Linked DNA regions of Homo sapiens: region 2 is linked to region 1. The links are chromatin contacts, found by Hi-C or POLR2A ChIA-PET in ENCODE. All regions are on one chromosome and are shown on one strand. Each heading gives the region's core, a stretch centred on a gene start or an enhancer-like site at or near the end of the contact. The rest is flanking DNA. Distances are from core to core; before and after follow the strand shown. Region 1 overlaps AFG2A (AAA ATPase AFG2A). Region 2 overlaps LINC01091 (long intergenic non-protein coding RNA 1091).

Region 1 (4,385 bases), core at 1,436-3,935:
ATATGAACTTTAAGAGGAAATTTCTTTATTATGAAGTTTTTTAAAACTGAAATTACAGTGTCACAAAATAGTTAACTTGGGTCAGAGGCATTCCAAATGATTTGCTCTGTAAGTGAATGAATGAATTGAAATCTAACTTCGAGTATTATACTTCTTTTGACAGAAATTATTTTACAAAGAAAATGTAACATAAAATTAAGAAATTATTATTTCTCTGGTTTTGTTTGGCGATTCTAAAACAATCACCAGGAAACATATTACTTTTCCATGAGTTCTTACGAACACCTTTACCTTGGGTATATGAAAATGGCCTGCTCTTGAGTTGGATGCTTTATTCCAGATGTGTTCACATAAACAAAGTATGGAAAGTCTATACTTGTATGTATAGGAAACAATGGGTCAGCTTTGAAATTTTTTATGAAATGTACATAGATTTTTCTAGACACGTACAGAAAAATGAGAAGTCGTGTCTAGATGGAGCCATCTCTTGAGACTGGACATCTCCAGTAGAAATTTGACTTCTAGCTAGAAAGACAGTATCAAATTGTTCTCAAATATTAATTTATCATTCTTCTTTCAGGGCTTCCAGATGAGCTTGGAAACTGATTTACAGAGATAATTAAGACCATTTGCCATGAACTTCCTTATGTATCCCCATCATTAACAAGACATAACTTGGCTCTATTATTATCTGCTGCTCCTTTCCTACACTGTCAGAGAAGGACATTTTTTGCCTAAAGTTAATTGTTCCATCTAGTTTCTGTAGCTCATCTCAATTTTAAAAATTTTAGCTCCCTAGTTTCTCCTCACAGACCAAATATATTAAAAGTGAACTTGTGAAAGTCACCAGTGACTACTGAACAAAATTTAATGGTTTCCTTTCTTACTGTGTTCAATTCCATAAATTTTATCCTGCTGAGTACCTGTATCTTGAAACCCTGTACCCTATTAGCTTTGATGACATGACACTTTTCCCTTCTGCTGACTCTGAGTCTAGTACTCTTTTATTTCAGTGGAATTTAATAATCACCTTAATATGGCAAATATTTAAACAAAAATCTGAATCCAGTCCAGCCTCCGGTTTTGTTTTATAATTCAAAATTTGAAATCTCAATTATTTTATCTCAATTTCTTTTTTCTGCTCTATTACCATTACTCTTCTGGTTGAGTTATTTCCTTTATTACTGCCATTGCCTCTTGACTCGTTTCTCTGCCTTCAGTCTCTTTCTCCACCATTTCATATTCATTCTGTTTTATAGTATTCTTCCTAAAGGAGTGATATACTGTTAAGGAACATACAGGGACTCCTTGTTTGCCTCATCAAGTCCAGCTCTTCATTCTGGCTTTTTCACTTTGCAAAAGTTGCCCATACCCCATGCAGCATCTTACCATTATAGTATTTTCTGTTTTCACTGAACATTTACCTTTTATCTTGGCAATTATGTCTTCTGGTAGTCATGTGATATGCACGTACTATTATACATTCATTATTTTCTCCAGGCTTTTGCTTATTTTGTCTCCTCCTCTTTCATCTAAAACCATGCTCATTACTTTTCCTTGACTGCCTGTCTTAACAGCCTTTTCCATGAATTTTTTATTTTTGAGGTTTTGTTTAGTTTTTACTAAATTGGCTCTACAAATCTTTTTTCTCTAGCTTACTTGTCTTCTGTACCACCTAGCTTAGTTCTTGATGTTCTCTAATAGTTCATGTGTTCCAGGTTTTTCCTGTCTTTCTAATAACATGTAAGTATCTTGAGGTCAGAGAGATTGATACAGTTTGGCTGTGTCCCCACCAAAATCTCATCTCAAATTATAGTTCCCATAATCCCCACATGTCATGGGAGAGACCTGGTGGGAGGTAATTGAATCATGGGGGTGCTTACCTCCGTGCTGTTCTCATGATAGTCAGTGAGTTCTCATGAGATATGAAGGTTTTATAAGGGGCTTTTCCCCTTTTGCTCTCATTCTTCTCCTTCCTGCCACCATGTGAAGAAGGATGTGTTTGCTTACTTTTCCACAATGATTGTAAGTTTCCTGAGGCCTCCCCAGCCATGCCAAACTATGAGTCAATTAAACTTTTTTCCTTTATAAACTACCCAGTAGCCTTGGGTATGTCTTTATTAGCAGCATGAGAAGGAACTAATACAGAGATCAAATCATATTTTTGATAGCCGTCAGATAATAGTTGTTTCATGAATTTTGCCCGTTAATTAAAAATAAGACTACATGGCCAAGTGCAGTGGCCCACACCTGTAATCCCAACATTTTGGGAGCCTGGGGCAGGAGGATCACTTAAGGCTAGGAGTTTGAAACCAGCCTGGGAAACTTTGGGAGACCTTGTCTCTACAAAAATTGAAAAATCAGCTGTAGCCCTGGCTACTCAGGAGGTTGAGGCAGGAGGATTGCTAGCTAGATCCTAGAGGTTGAGGCCTATGGTGATCCGTGATCTTGCCACTGCTCTGTAGCCTGGGTGACAGGGTGAGACTCTTGTCTCTAAAAATAAATAAACATAAGACACAGAAGCTAAATATTTAAATCTCTTTAGTTTTCACAGGAAGTCAATAATGAAACCAGGATCTGAGTAGAAACAGTTATTTTAAAATCATAATATCACAGTTTTATCATATCAGTTTTTATAGTTGTAAAAATTTCACATCAGCAGAGGGCAGTCAAACCATAGTTCATTCAACTATCTTATGGGAAATTAAAATTTTCTCTGTGTTTTTCTGCTTAGGACACAAGCTGTACTTTATATAATCAGTTTGTAAATACATTTCAAAGCTCTTCAGTTGGTAAGCTGATAGAATTGTATTACTGTTTAGCCACGGAAGGTAAACAGTTTTTTTTAATAAATTTAAATAAAAGGAATTAATTTTTTTAGATCATGAAATGCTTTATTATTTGGTGTTTTTGATGGATGGCCACTTTACATAGAAATTTGTTTTTTCTGCCTCAGAAGCAGTATTTCTGTTAAATTGCCTGTTATTAATTAGGCTATTTTTTATTCAAAAATATTAACTTTTATGGAATACCTTTATTTTCCCCTATGAACTTGAGAAAAATGAGTTTTTATTAGAGGCTATAGTATAACACTAACTAAAATGTAGTTTGGAAAGTTTTATTGAGTTTTTCTTCCTTAACCTTTTCTTTGGCTGGCTGCAAACAACTAGTGATAATGTGTTTTTAGATGTGCTTATTTTCACCTCTTCCTCCTGGAGGTTAAGCTAGTACTCATTAAGGAAAAAATACAGTTTATACTAAACAGTGTTTAACATATACTGATGGTATTACTGTATTTCCTGTTTTGTGTTCACAATGAGAAGATTCTGAAAAACTGTCTTTGTGTAAATACTTTACTGACATACCAGACAAGTATAATCTTGTCTGCTGGTAGGCAGGAAAGAGTGATGTCCTGGAATGTTGTTGAGAAGGAAATCTCTTTGTGTTCCACAAATGATACCCTTAAACCCTTTAAGAATATAATTTTAAAATGACAGCTCTGAATTTGCTTTTCCTTCCGTTTATTAACTTTTCATGCGTTTAAGTTCAGAAATGCATTTAGTTGGGAAAAAAACCATTGTGTCTGAGAAAGAAGTATCTCCCTGGTAGTTTGTGGGAAATTATTGGTAGAAGTATCTCAGGGTAAACATAAAAACAGATTTAATAATTGTTGCTTTTTGTTTTCTTAGTTTAAACTTTTTCTGATACTTGAGTCAGGCTTTTGGTAATTCTCTACAGGCTTAAAAAAATGCAGCATCTCCAACAACCATCCGAAACATCTACCCAAGAAGTAATTTGGGGAGATTGTTGTTAGAACACAAATTTTTTTTAAAGTTAGAGTTGGAGTTTTTAAATTTTATTATTTAATGTGAGTCATTAAGACATATGAAAAGCTGTTGTGTAGTGTTAACATTGAATATTCTAGTGAATGGATTTTTATATACTTAATTATTATAGCTGAGAGTTCACTTAAAATTATACTGATGTTTCTGTTCAGTGACTGAAAAAAAAATGATTATGGTTAAACCCTTAAATAATTGACAAAACAGACATCACAGACTAGACCTGTGTGTGATTTCTGGGTCAGTGGTTCTTTTTCTTCTTCTTCTTTAGTACTCCCATCATTATTACTTACAGTGATTTTGTACTTCAGCTCTCACTCTAAAACCCAGCAAAATGGAGAATTATCTGTAAGAGTCTCCAAATACAAGGTTTAAAATGCTTGTTAATAATTTTCAAACTTTAGAAAAGTATTATATGCTTTTTTTCATCTTGAAGTTCTTGCATTGTTAATGCATGTCATATGTTGTATCCTTTGTTAAAGTATTTGCTTAAAAATATGTGGGACATTATCCTTCATATAGACCTGTTTTCATAAATCTGCT
Region 2 (4,373 bases), core at 1,187-3,686, 770 kb after region 1:
CTCTTATAAAAGGGAGGGGGGAAATGTCAGAGGCATTAGAACCAGAGCAACTCCATTTTGAATAGAGGCTGAGGAAAATAAGGCTGAGACCTGCTGGGCTGCATTTTCAGGAGGCTAAGGCATCCTAAGTCACAGGATGAAATAGGAGGTCCGCACAAGATACAGGTCATAAAGACCTTGCTGATAAAACAAGTTGCAGTAAAGAGGCCAGCTAAAACCTACCCAAACCAAGATGGCAATGAGAGTGTCCTCTGGTTGCCCTTACTACTACACTCCCACCAGTACCATGACAATTTGCAAATGCCATGGCAATGTCAGGAAGTTACCTATATGGTTCAAAAATGGGAGGCACAAATAATCCACCCCTGTTTAGCATATAATCAAGAAATAGCCATAAAAATGGGCAACCAGCAGCCCTTGGGGCTGCTCTGCCTATGGAGTAGCCATTTTTTTATTCCTTTACTTTCCTAATAAACTTGCTTTGGCTTTAAAAAATAAAAATGAAAAATACATATTTCTCAGCTTATCTTTCTATTCAAAACCTCCCACTTATGGCTTTCTTGTGTGTCTATGTATTTGTTTGGTTTAGTATTAACCAATTGACTTAAATGATGACAAAGGAGAGTTGGCATGCATTTGCAGTCGGTGTGTAATTAAGAGGATGTAATTAAGGATTATTGCTGGATGTATTTACATTAGGGATGTAATTAGGAAGAAAGAAGAGTCAGTTCAATAGCCAAGGAATGGATGCCAATATGTGCTTGGAAACTCAGACACTGAAATGTATTTCTTTGTAGGAGGAACTTCCTTGGTCATCCCAGTCATGTGCTGTAAGGGCAATGAAAGCAGTGGAATAAGGAGGAGTCTGGGAGCCACTGTGCCCAGAACCATCAGCCTCAAGCAAATCATCTTCCCTTGTCCTCTTGCTCTCATCTTACCCTTCCAGACAAAATCTATGGTGTACTATTTTTATGTGCGTTCTTATTTCTCATGAGTAGACACATTAACGTGATGAGTTTAACCATAGGTCATTTTGTTTATGAGTCTCTGGTTAAATGTTAATAGCCTGAAGTCAAGTATCAAACAAGAATTTAGAGCTAAAGATCTTGCAAGTTGTACTTACTGCCTATCCAACAACGTTAGGATCCAGCCAATCCTGTTTCTTTATATGTTTTAATGTTATCAAGAGTGAACACTTACTATGCTTTTTAAATGCCAATAACTGTTCTGAGCATCCTGGATATGTTAACTCATTTAATCTTCATGATGTGCACATGAGACAGCTACTATTATTATAATTTCTATTTTAAGGTTGAGGAAACTAAGTCAATAGAGAGGTTAAGTAATTCACCCAAAGTCACATAGCTGGTGAGAGGCAAAGCTAGCTATGACTGCAGAATCTGTGCTGTTAACCACCATACCACCATCTGTGCCTTTTTACAGTTGCTAGATAAATCTTTTGTGATCATCTCTTATCATAAGAAGGGGTAAAAATTATTGGATTGGATGTATGCTGCATTGTTCATATTGCATAGACAGTGATGGAGAGTTTTCTCCAACTGTGTAAGTCTGTTTTTTGTTCTGAATATACAGCTTGCGCCACTACAACATCACTTGACATACTCTCTAATATCACCATGCAGATTCATCGTCATCCTGTCTGTCGTGTGAATAACTCATAGCCTCAAGATTAGCACAATAAAAAGATTCTTAATAAAACAACATGAGATTCTACTCAAAGACTTGAAGGAAGCTGATCTCATGTCCATTAAACTGCTAGTTGGATCTGTTTGAAAAACTTCCAAAGGGTTAGTATATGTGTTTCAGTGCAGTGTAACGAAAATTCAGGACTGGTGGGGGATTTAGTAAAAGTTAAAAGAAAAGAGAAGTTAAAATCTGAAGCAAAGCAGACTTTTCAGAAACAATTTCTTGTTCCTCAGTTATATGGAGCCTTCATATGTAGAGAAAGGTTAACCTTAGATAGAGCTTGCCCTGCATATCAGTAATCTTTATTATTGAGACACAACAACTTTATTTCATAATCATTTTCTTCCGGCCAACCAGCTGTGATTACTCAAGGAAGATTAACTAAAACCTGATGGATTTCAGCCCCTATTCAGCAATGCCAGCCAAATACTATAATTACACAGGATGCAGGCTGAGATAATGTCGACCTTGTACTTAGAGATTGTCCTAGATAAGTTGAACGGTCAGATTTGCAGGTCGGGTTTTTCAATCACTGGGGCTGTATCTGTAAAGGGAAAGAGACAGCAAAAGAGGAAGAAAAGCAAGCAAAAGACCTCTCATCATTTTAGCCATCCTGAAAGAAAGCATTTAATAAAGACAAAGACTTCAACAGATAGGAGTGGGTTCACCAGTGCAGATTTTAGAGGCTGTGTGGAGGATGTATCGTTCCTAAAGTAAATGTAATTTCTGCCCCTCCTGAGTCCATGTATTATGTGGATGGGGCGTGTGGGAGCCTTTCCATTTGGCAGTTTGCACGGCACGCTGCTGATGTTATGAAATTTACATTAAGTTGGAAAAACAGTCTTTGTCATACCTTGTCCTTTTGGAGGAAATGGATTTCCTTAACAAGAGCACCACTTTATTTCCCCTATGAATTCAGATATGGAACACATTGCTGCATGGCGTTCTACCAAATAGAAAGGCTGCTAAGGAAGGGCTTATTATTCTAAAAATTTTAATGACCCAGAAGCAAAATATTTTTGGTCCTTATATTGTAGACATAAATGCTTAAGTTCAGATTTCAAGTGCCAAGACCTCTGAGATATTACTGTTGGAACTCAACCAAAGATGAGGGATGCAGGAGGTATTTGTTAATGGTTAATGAATAATTCCCTAAATCATTTGGTTATTAACTAGTTCAAAATGCCTCACCTCTAGATCTTTGTAATTTTATTAAACTACGCAAAAGTTTCCCTGCTTTAATAAACTTTAAGTTAAATGTGAAAATATTTTACATATATCAAATGTGCTTTCCTTTTAGTTTAATGATTTCTGAAATGCTGCATATTCAGACCTTTGTGCCTTTGCCCATGGTCCTTCTTTTTTAAGGGATAGCTTCGTTCCTACTCATTTTCTCCTAGTGAACTCCTATTCATTTTTCAAAGCCTACATCAGGACAATATGTTTTTGTTATTTTTATTACAATGTTTCTTTTTCTTTCTTCTAGTAATTAATTGCTCCTTCCCCTTTGGGTTCATGGTATAATATTCCTTCCTCCATTATACTGTGTATCACGTTTTATTACTATTATTATTTTTATTAGTTAATTGGCCATTTCTCCAGCTAGAGCTCTTTAAGGACATTGATGGTGGCTTATTTTTCCTTTGATCACTAGCATAAAAGAACCAGGAACATGATAGGCATTTAATAAATGTTTTTTTGAATGCATGAGTGCATAAGTAAATAGTGAAACAGGTTATTCTAAAGAAACAGGTTAGTTTTTAGAATAGCTGCTAAATTTTTGATCTTTCAAAATATCAAAGAAGATTGTGTTTTTAATATGTAAGGCCAATTGTAGACTCGGAAGCTACTGAAAGATGATATTGCTCTTTTTTTTTTTTTTTTTTTTTGAGACGGAGCCTTGCTCTGTCGCCCAGGCTGGAGTGCAGTGGCGCAATCTCGGCTTACTGCAAGCTCTGCCTCCTGGGTGCACGCCATTCCCCTGCCTCAGCCTCCGGAGTAGCTGGGACTACAGGCGCCTGCCACTGCGCCCGGCTAATTTGACATTGCTCTTAAAAGTATGTTAGAACACTTCCTTATTCTTCATGCATCCATAGAGAAAAGGAAAAGTCTTCTTAACTCTCCGGAAGAATTAATCAGAGGAGCATTTCTAACTTCTTTCCACCCACTCACTCACTCTCCTTCCACTGACCATTGAAAATGGGGGAAGAAAAAAGGTACGGTTGGCTCAAGGTTTTCTGGATCCTCCCCAAGTTTCTTTGGCTCTGCTGTTTACCTTCTGGCAGTCGCAACAGAGGAAACCAGCATCTTTAGATGAGTGAGTGCTATGGATTGAATGTGTCCTCTCAAATTATTGTGTTGGAAACTTAATTGCCAATGCAATAGGGTAGGGTCTGATGGGAGGTTTATAGGTGGAAGGGACTAATGCTGCTATAGAAAGGTCTTGAGGGACTGAGTTATATCTCTTCAGCTTTTCTGCCATGTGAAGACATAGAGTTTGTCTCTCCCTTGCTCTTCCTTCTTCTGCTGTGTTAGGATGCAGCAAGGAAACCCTAATCAGATACTGGCATCTAGATCTTGGACTTTGCAGCCCCTAGAACTGTGAAAATACAGTTTTAGTGGCCTGGTGTGGTGGCTGACACCTGTAATACCAGCACTATGGGAGG

The links. A loop is a pair of places that touch in the nucleus more often than their neighbours do. ChIA-PET counts read pairs that join two places held with the same protein, here RNA polymerase II (POLR2A).
Region 2: a loop to region 1 is called in a map of endothelial cell of umbilical vein, with 13 times the contacts of the local background. The contact joins two enhancer-like sites. A Hi-C loop is called at or near these places in 1 of 168 maps with a recorded cell type or tissue (endothelial cell of umbilical vein). POLR2A ChIA-PET finds 5 or more read pairs at or near these places in 1 of 52 experiments (HCT116).

The regions. Positions count from the first base shown.
Region 1 is chr4:123,124,711-123,129,095 of GRCh38, forward strand. The region is part of intron 14 of AFG2A (AAA ATPase AFG2A); the gene reads left to right. Among named protein-coding and RNA genes, the nearest start is that of AFG2A, 200 kb to the left of the region's middle. Within about 2 kb of position 2,686, at least 3 of the 41 ENCODE cell types and tissues checked have a DNase peak (open chromatin) inside an H3K27ac peak, as active enhancers do; they include endothelial cell of umbilical vein, where a contact is called at or near this core.
Region 2 is chr4:123,891,080-123,895,452 of GRCh38, forward strand. All of the region lies in intron 4 of LINC01091 (long intergenic non-protein coding RNA 1091), which reads left to right. Among named protein-coding and RNA genes, the nearest start is that of LINC01091, 240 kb to the left of the region's middle. Within about 2 kb of position 2,437, at least 6 of the 41 ENCODE cell types and tissues checked have a DNase peak (open chromatin) inside an H3K27ac peak, as active enhancers do; they include endothelial cell of umbilical vein, where a contact is called at or near this core.